Regions from separate parts of the Homo sapiens genome. Here region 1 is linked to region 2. A link is an interaction called in ENCODE POLR2A ChIA-PET data of the cell type or tissue named here. Cell type or tissue: OCI-LY7. All regions are shown on one strand. Links, peaks and the distances in the headings refer to the core of each region. The heading gives the core; the rest is flanking DNA.

Region 1 (4,343 bases), core at 1-4,000, 56 kb before region 2:
ATTCAACAAGTTATATCATTATATTGAGGGGCATTTCTTTATGCTTTAAATTCTTACACAGACACATTCCAAATTTTAGAGACATTGTATCTGTCTTTGCATTTCCAGTAATTAGCAGAGTAGATTGCCTGTAGGTACTGGTTAAACATTAGTTGAATAAATTGATGCATTGGACAACTTAACCGTGATTTTTTTTTTTTTTTGACATAGAGTCTTGCTGTGTCACCCAGGCTGGGTGCAGTGGTGCGATCTTGGCTCACTGCAACCTCTACCTCCTGGGTTCATGTGATTCTCCTGCCACAGCCTCCCGAGTAGCTGGGATTACAGGTGCCCACCACCATGCCTGGCTAATTTTTGTATTTTTAGTAGAGAAGAGGTTTCACCATGTTAGCCAGGCCAGTCTTGAACTCCTAACCTCAAGTGATCTGCCCACCTTGGCCTCCCAAAGCGCTGGGATTACAGCCATGAGCCACTGCACCTGGCCCATGCTTTTTTAAAAAAGGCATTTATATTGTTTTATTTAGCTAAGCCCATTTTATGTAACGAAGTTCAGTTTCTGGATTTTTTTAAAACAGCATTTAGTTTTAACAGCACTAAAAGTTTTAAATTTTTAACTTTTGGCTATGTGGAATATTTTCAGGTTATATTTAATGTAATCATTCTAAAAAGGGAAATCCAAATACTCAGGTGTCCTTAAAATCCTATCAGTGTACGTGTAACTTGTGGAGACAATTATTTTTTAAAAGACAGGAATTCATTTTCTCATATATGTTTAATGTGATTTTTCTTTTTTTTTTCTTTTTTTTTAGATGGAGTCTCACTCTGTTGCCAGGCTGGAGTACAGTGGCATGATCTCAGCTCACTGCAACCTCTGCCTCCGGTTCAAGTGATTCTCCTGCCCCAGCCTCCTGAGTAGCTAGGACTACAGGTGCGCACCACCACGCCCAGCTAATTTTTATATTTTTAGTAGAGACAGGGTCTCACCATGTTGGCCAGGATGGTCTCAGTCTCTTGACCCCGTGATCCACCCGTCTCAGGCTCCCAAAGTGCTGGGATTACAGGCATGAGCCACCGTATCCAGCCTATGTTTAATATGTTTTTAAGCCATCAAGACGAATACTCAAATTTTGCATCTAGTCATGTTTTTCAAAGTGTAAGCCGTCTACCACTCCTGGAACGTGAGATAATTTTAGGTATTACATGGGTGAACATTTGTAATAATTATATATTTTAATGTATTGGAAAATGTAAGTATAAGCAGCTTAAGTTGAAAATAATGTAAAATAAATTGATTTAGGTTAAAAATGTTGGTTTAAAATTGGCAAGGATTAATATAGCAAAAATCATAAAAATAAAACAATGAAATTTAAGGAATGAAGGCATGATATTTTAAGTTTTCTTTGAAAATTAAGTTAAACTTTTGAAATGGTTGATGAAACTAATATACATAGCTTTAGAAAAACTAAGGGTTAAAAAGTAAAATTTTATCATAGACACCCCCCTCCAATTTCTTCTAATAATTAATTTTAGTTTTTCTAGTTGTTACCATCATAACACTAGCCAGTATATTTTAGACGTTATTTTATTCTACTCTACTATTAAAAGTGAGGAATTAGCTTAACAACACATTACCTCAATACTTCCTAATTTTTGTCAGTGTATTAGTCTTTTCAGGCTGCCATAACAAAGTACCATAACCTACAGAAATTTTTCTCACAGTTCTATAAGCTAGAAGTCTCAGATCAAGGTCCAACAGGGTCAGTTTCTGGTGAGGGCTCTCTTCCTGGCTTGTAGACAGCTGCCTTCTTGCTTTGTCCTCACATGGCCTTTGTTCAATGTGTACACACAAAGTGGGTTGTGGGTGGGAGAAGAGCATGAGTGCTATCTGGTGTCTCTTCTTCTAAGGACACTAGTCTTGTCAGATCAGGGCCCCACCCTTATTACTTAATTTAATCTTAATTACTGTCTTACTCCAAATACAGCCACACTAGGGGTTAGGGCTTCAAAGTGGGAATTTTGAAGTGGGGGGCACATGCGTTCAATCTGTAACATACTGTCCGTGGCCTGCCAAAATCTGTGTTCTTGTCACATGTAGATATATTCTCTTCCATCCCAACCACACTAAAAGTCTTAACTTGTTTAAGTATCAACTCTAAAGTCTAAAATCCAAAGCCTAATGTAAGCATAAATCAGGTATGGCCGAGACTTTTGGTACCATTCATTCTGAGGCAAAATTCCTCTCCAGCTGTGAACCTGTGAAACCAGACAATATGCTCTTCCAAAACACAATGATGGGACGGGCATAGGAAAGACATGCCATCTCAGAAAGGAGAAACAAGAAAGAAAAAAAGGATGACAAGTCCCAAGCAAGTCCCCAAACCTGGCAAGGCAAATCCCATTAGGTCTTAAGGCTCTAGAATTATTCTTTTTGGTTTGATGCTATGCCCTCCAGGCCCACTTGCACTGTCACCCTTATGGCACTGGGCCTCAGCCTTGTCCCTGAGGCATTGGGCAGTGGGATCCTGGCCTCCCCTGAGTGAAAAAGCCCCACCCTTTGAAATGGAGGAGGAACTAGCCCTGCCTCTTAGGCCTGTGGTGAGAATGGCAGGCTGTGGTTCACGGACAGTATTTGAATCACTTTTGGGGCCATTCTTCACTTTTTAAAAGGGTAGCTCATGCTCACAGCCAGATAGCTCTGTTGTCTGTTTCTGTAGAATCTGAGAAGTCCTACAGCCTTCTTTCATTCCATTCTGATTTTTCCTGTCCCCTTTAGTCCTGGCTGACAGTATCTCTGCTGGTACAATCCCATCTCTATTCTTGGCTTCTGCTCAGGTGGCTGATTAAATCTGTAGTTCACACCCACACTAATGTTATCAAATGGTTGTTCAACCACACCTTTAATGTTCTCTTCCAAACAAGCTTTCTCATTTCTTCGCAATGTGGATAGGCTTGAGAATTTTCTATATCTTCAAGTTCTAGTTTCTTTTTGCTTAAAATTCCTTCGCTTTATCTCCTTGCATTTTAAGTGGTAGAGAAACCAAGTTGCTCCTTCAATACTTTGCTTAGAAATCTCCTTAGCTAAATTTAGATCCAGTTTCATTGCTCACAATTTCTGCCTTCCACAAAACACTAGAACACAACTATTTATTTCTTTCTATTTTATAACAAGAATCTCCTTTGTTTCTATTAACCTGTTCTGCATTTCTACCTAAGACTTCACCAGACGGGCCTTTAAAGTCCATCATGCCCACGAACATTCTGTTGATGATGATATATGTATTCTGTAAGAATATGGAGGCTTTCTCTCTGGCTCTCCTCTTTTCTTTCTGAGCCCTTATAAGAGTTACCTTTAATTCAATCATCTGTTGGACCATAGCTATCAACAGTCCTTCAGGACACTATAGACTTTTTTTTTAGCATGCATGTTAAAACTCCTCCAGCCTCTCACCATTACCCAGTTCCAAAGCCACTTCCACATTTTTAGGTATTTGTTACAGAAATACCACTTTTTGGTACCAAAATCTGTATTTATCTTCAGGCTGCCACAACAAAGTATAGTTGGTCCTCCATATCTAAGGGTTCCACATCCATAGATTCAACCAACTGGGGATAAAAATATTTCCGTTAAAAAAGGATATTTGCATCTATGTTGAACATGTACAGACTTTTTTTCCCTCTCATTCTCTAAATAAGGCAGTGTAATTACAAGAGGATGGGCATAGGTTATGTGGAAATACTATGCCATTTTATATAAGAGACTTGAGCATCCATGGATTTTGGGTTCTACAGGGGATCTTAGAACAAATCCCCCATGGATACCAAGGGACGACTGGGTGGCTTAAACAACAGAAATTTGTTTTCTCACAGTTCTGGATTCTAGAAGTCCCAAATCAAAGTTCAGCAGGGTTCTTTGTGGGTAAGGGCTCTCTTCCTGGCTTGCAAATGGCAGCGTCCTTGCTGTGTTCTCACCTGGCCTTTCCTTGGTACATGTGCAGCAGAGTGAGGGGCAGTGGGGAGACAACAAGCTCTTCAGTGTTCTTTCTTATAAAGATATCAGTCCTATTAGATTAGGGCCCTACTCTCATGACCTCTTTAGCCTTAATTACTTTCTTACTCCAAATACAGCCATGCATGGGTTAGGGCTTCAACATAGAAATTTGTGGGAGGGGGGACAAACATTCAGTCCATAAGTCAGTTATTTCAAATTCCCTATTCTACTGCAGTTAGACTAGTCCATGTTACCATAGCTTTTACCTGAGCTATTGCAATAGGTCCCTACCTAGGCTCCCTGAATTACTTCTATGCCCTTTACAACCTGTTTCTACACTTAGCCAGAGTGAGCT
Region 2 (4,403 bases), core at 161-4,160:
GTCTCAAAAAAGAAGGAAGTAGCCTTAGGGACCATTGTATTTCTTAAAAATTCATTATACTGTGTTCTGTAATATAAAGTCAGATAAAAAAATTATAGCACATTTGTGATGGTAGAAACTTAACTATCATCTATGTACATACCACCGTATAGTTTGCAAGTGATTTTCACATATGTTATGGCATTCATTCTTACCCAGAGCCGTAAGGTGAAAAGCATACAGGCAGGTTAGATTTACGGTATGTTTACCAACTTCTAATTTCCAGATGATGACAGGGCTAAAGTTATTCATTCCTTTCCTAAAATACATATTCCTCCTGAATAATTGAAATTGCCATAAATTACTACATCTTAAACTATACCTTTTCTTTCTTTAAAGATGTATTTACTTGGAATATTACTTGGTTTAAAAGGCAAGAATTGTCAAAGCACAAGTGGGACTTTATTATAAATTCTTTTTTCTGATTTTACTACATATTTCTTCCCTTTAGGCCTCAATGTGTTCTGTTCTATTTATTCAAAATAGAAGTTTTATTTGTGGTACTACATAATTATAAAACAGTTAATATTGAAGAGGTGAAAGATCCTTTGTACCTCTGCTCCCATTTTCTCCCCGCATGCTCTCCGGTCTCACTGTCAGTAGCTGGGTGTTATACATACATACACATATGTATGTTTGTATGTACACACAGCCTGCTAGTGCTGGAGGCAGAACTGAGAGCCACCACCGTGCGCCTGGCACCAGAAGTGCAGCCACTGTTGTCAGTGCAAAGATCGTTTGGTTGATAGGTCAACTGTCATGGCTGTGGCCATCAGGATGTTCCTTGTTACCCACGCTGCTGTCAGTCCTGTGGCAACAGCTGCTGCTTTCCGTGCTGCTGATTCCTTGAAGTGTTACTGTTCTTCAGAGCCTTTTGAGAATGCCTTTAATTTGATTGTTCTTCTTAGAACAAATCACACAATACCACTATCATCCCTTGCTTTTATGTAGGATAGTGTGAATGACAGATACCATGTTGTCCTCCAAGCCACTACTCTCTTCTCATGGTCTGTGGCTTTCTTTGGATTAACCTGAACTCTTGCTGTAGAATGAATGTCCGTTCCCCAAGATCCCTGCCCCCTGGAGATTTCTAGGTGCTTTTGGTAAACAGGTCCTTGTCTGCCTTGACTCTGCTATTATCCTCAGTCATGTACAAAATCTCTATCTTTCCTGGAGTTGTCCCAGTGCAGACTCAGGCTAGGAGTCATGCTTCTGAAGAATAATGTATGAAAATGATTTTGAAAAAGGAGTGATTGACTAAGCGTTCATCTATTACCAAAGATAATTAGAACTATAGTAACACATGGAAAAATATCAGTGATCACTGGTCACTGATACTGATCATTGACATTTCTTACATAATATACTAAGTTATTATTACCAAATTTATAGCTAAGTCATTTTTTTTGCAGGCCTGCATAAGCATATTTAACTAAAAGTCTGTTGAATGAGACTTGCATAGTGCTTCCCCAGGTACCTGACCTAAGGCACCTGTGAGTCTGTGTGCTTACCAGGGGCCTTTCCATCATTGTTATGGGGCTGCCTAAGCAGTGGTAAGCCTTTGTTAAATGCAGACATGGAATGAGTCCTTCTGCAGCCCGTGTGGCCTCCTCTTAGCTGTGGGCCTGCCTCTTCCTGTTTTGGTTCCTCACTTCCGTTTAGAGTGACCCTGAAACCACATTCCAGCCCTATCTTCATTTCCTCTGCACAGGAGGTCGTATGGTCTTCTGTTCACAGTCAGACTTAAGACCCTTCCTATTTTCTTTAAGGACTGGTTGTTTTCTATTTGATGTTATTGTGCTGGTGATCCACAATGTATATTGTCAGAAAATAATACTTTGAAAGCTGTGGTAGCTAGAGGTCTGTGTAGGATAGAATAGACAATGGGTAGGAAGTATTAAGAATAAGCACCTTTTGGGCCAGGCGTGGTGTCTCACGTCTGTAATCCCAGCACATTGGGAGGCTGAGGCAGGTGGATCACCTGAGGTCAGGAGTTCAAGACCAGCCTGGCCAACGTGGCAAAACCCCGTCTCTACTAAAAATAGAAAAGTTAGCCAGGCGTGATGGCGCACACCTGTAATCTCAGCTACTCGGGAGGCTGAAGCAAGGAGAATCGCTTGACCCAGGGAGGCGGAGGTTGCAGTGAGCCGAGATTGTTCCATTGCACTCCAGTCCAGGCAACAAGAGCGAAACTCCCGTCTCAAAAAAAAAAAAAAAAAAAAAAAAAAAGAATAGGCACCTTTTGTTGTTCAATGGGTATAGTTTCAGTTTTGCAAGATGAAAAAATTCTGGATATCTGTTTCACAACCATGTGAATATGCTTAACACTGTTGAATGCTGTACACTTACAGATAGTTAATTTGATAAATTTTATGTTTTGTGTTTTTTACCACAAGAAAAAAACAACCATTTTTTTATGGAACATAGACTTAAAAGGTTAAGTACATACAGGGTTTTGGATTTTTTGTCTTTTTAATACTTGATTCTATTTACTCATCCTTTACTACAAGTTGGATCACTAGATTAGGGTTTTGGAAGGTTTAGCAGAGCAGAGAAGTATAGCAAACAGAATTCGTTCATTTAACATTTATTGAGCACTTCCTGGGTAGCAGGCCCTATGCTTTAAGTTGATAATTCAGAGAAATAAGGGACTTGACCCCCAGATGCCTCTTTTGTGGAAAGAACCGGAGAAGCCGTTTTAACATAAAGCAGGAAATCCTGAAAAATTTTATATGCCATTAACATTTTATTATTAAAGCATACAGACATACAGTCATACATCAAAGTTTCAAAACTTTTATTATGGAGAATTTAAAACATACACAGAAGTAAAGGAAGAATACCGTGAACCGCCTTGTGCCTGGCTCTAGCTGGCATCCACTCATAGCGTCTTTTGTTTCTTTATATCCCTCTCCCAGTCCATTTTTGGGGGTACATTCTTGTTCTTTTCATTTTATCTGTAAATATTTTAGTACTTTCACTGAAAGATAAGGGCTGTTTTTCTTAGAATGAATCACACAATACCACTATCATCCCAAAGTTATTTCACAGTTTTGTGTGTGTGTTTGTGTGTACTGTGATTTGTTTGCATCAGGATGTAAACAAGGTCTACACATTACATTCGGTTGATAGGTTTTCTTCAATATCTTTTAAGCTATAGGTTTTCCTTATTTTCTGTCTTATTGAAATGTTATTTACTGAAAAAATCATGCCGTTTATCTTGTGCACTTGCTCATACTATTATATATGAATTTTGCGAAATGATTTTTTTGCTTTGAAACAGTAGTGACCACTTATTCTTCACATAGATCCATTACTTAATCATGGGCATGCAAGATGTTGCAATTCTAATTTCATCATTCCTTTTTCATTTATTCGCTGGAATACTAGTACAGAGAAGACTCTTTTTACAGACTGTTCAGTTACCCAGAGGTATAGCTTATACAGGGAAGTCAGGTTAAATGAGTGACTCTTTCTCTTTACTTACAACTCTTGGAGGGTCCCTAGCATTTCCAAAAATGGCCAGTGCTTTTTCCTTTATTTAAAAAGTATCATTATAAACACATACTCTTTTCTTTTTCTTTTTCTTTTTTTTTTTTTTTGAGACAGGGTCTTACAATGTCGCTCAGGCTGGAGTGCAGTGGTGTAATCATGGCTCATTGCAGCCTCAACCTCCTGGGCTCAAGCGATCCTCCTGCCTCAGCCTCCCAAGTAGCTGGGACCACAGGCATGCACCACCAAACACAGCTAATTAAAAAAGAAATCGTTTTTGGAGAGATGGGATCTCACTGTGTTGCCCAGGCTGGTCTTGAACTCTTGGCCCTCAAGAGATTTTCCTACCTCGGCCTCACAAAGTACTGAGATTACAGGTGTGAGCCATCACGCCCAGCCAGCATGTGAATTTAATATGTTTGATGATTTCTTAAGTTCATTGCAGTTATTCTTTAATGAGTTAATTACATTAATTAATGATAGATCTCACTATGTTGCCCAGGCTGGTCTCAAGTGATCCTCTCTCCTTACCCTCCCAGGTAGCTGGGACTATAAGGCACAAACCAGTTTACCCAGCCACAGTTATTCTTATTAATGATCAAATTGTCCCTTCTTTTTTTCTTGAGACAAGAGTGTTGCTTTTGTTGCCCAGGCTGGAGTGCAATGGCATGATCTCAGCTCACTGCAACCTCTACCTTCTAGGTTCAAGCGATTCTCTTCCCTTGGCCTCCTGAGTAGCTGTGATTACAGGCATGCACCACTACGCCCGGCTAATGTTTTATTTCTTATTTTTATTTTTGGAGACAGAGTCTCACTCTGTCGCCCAGGCTGGAATGCAGTGGCGCAATCTCAGCTCACTTCAGCCTCTGCCT

The links. ChIA-PET counts read pairs that join two places held together with the same protein. Peaks named below come from ENCODE experiments on the same cell type or tissue, not always from the same donor. Only the 100,000 strongest peaks of a DNase experiment are listed, where the experiment ranks them.
Region 1: POLR2A ChIA-PET joins it to region 2 with 5 read pairs; 4 of 35 experiments call an interaction of 5 or more read pairs at or near these places.

What each region holds. Positions count from the first base shown.
Region 1 is chr10:45,610,406-45,614,748 of GRCh38, reverse strand. No RefSeq gene overlaps it. Among named protein-coding and RNA genes, the nearest start is that of ZFAND4, 60 kb to the left of the region's middle. In OCI-LY7, for the core only: no CTCF peak of the experiment used is centred there; no DNase peak of the experiment used is centred there.
Region 2 is chr10:45,554,982-45,559,384 of GRCh38, reverse strand. It overlaps a transcript of MARCHF8 not described here. Among named protein-coding and RNA genes, the nearest start is that of MARCHF8, 22 kb to the right of the region's middle. RefSeq lists an enhancer at 1-1,951. In OCI-LY7, for the core only: no CTCF peak of the experiment used is centred there; DNase peaks (open chromatin) are centred at 1,684 and 2,144; H3K4me3 peaks cover 1,341 bases; H3K27ac peaks cover 1,901 bases.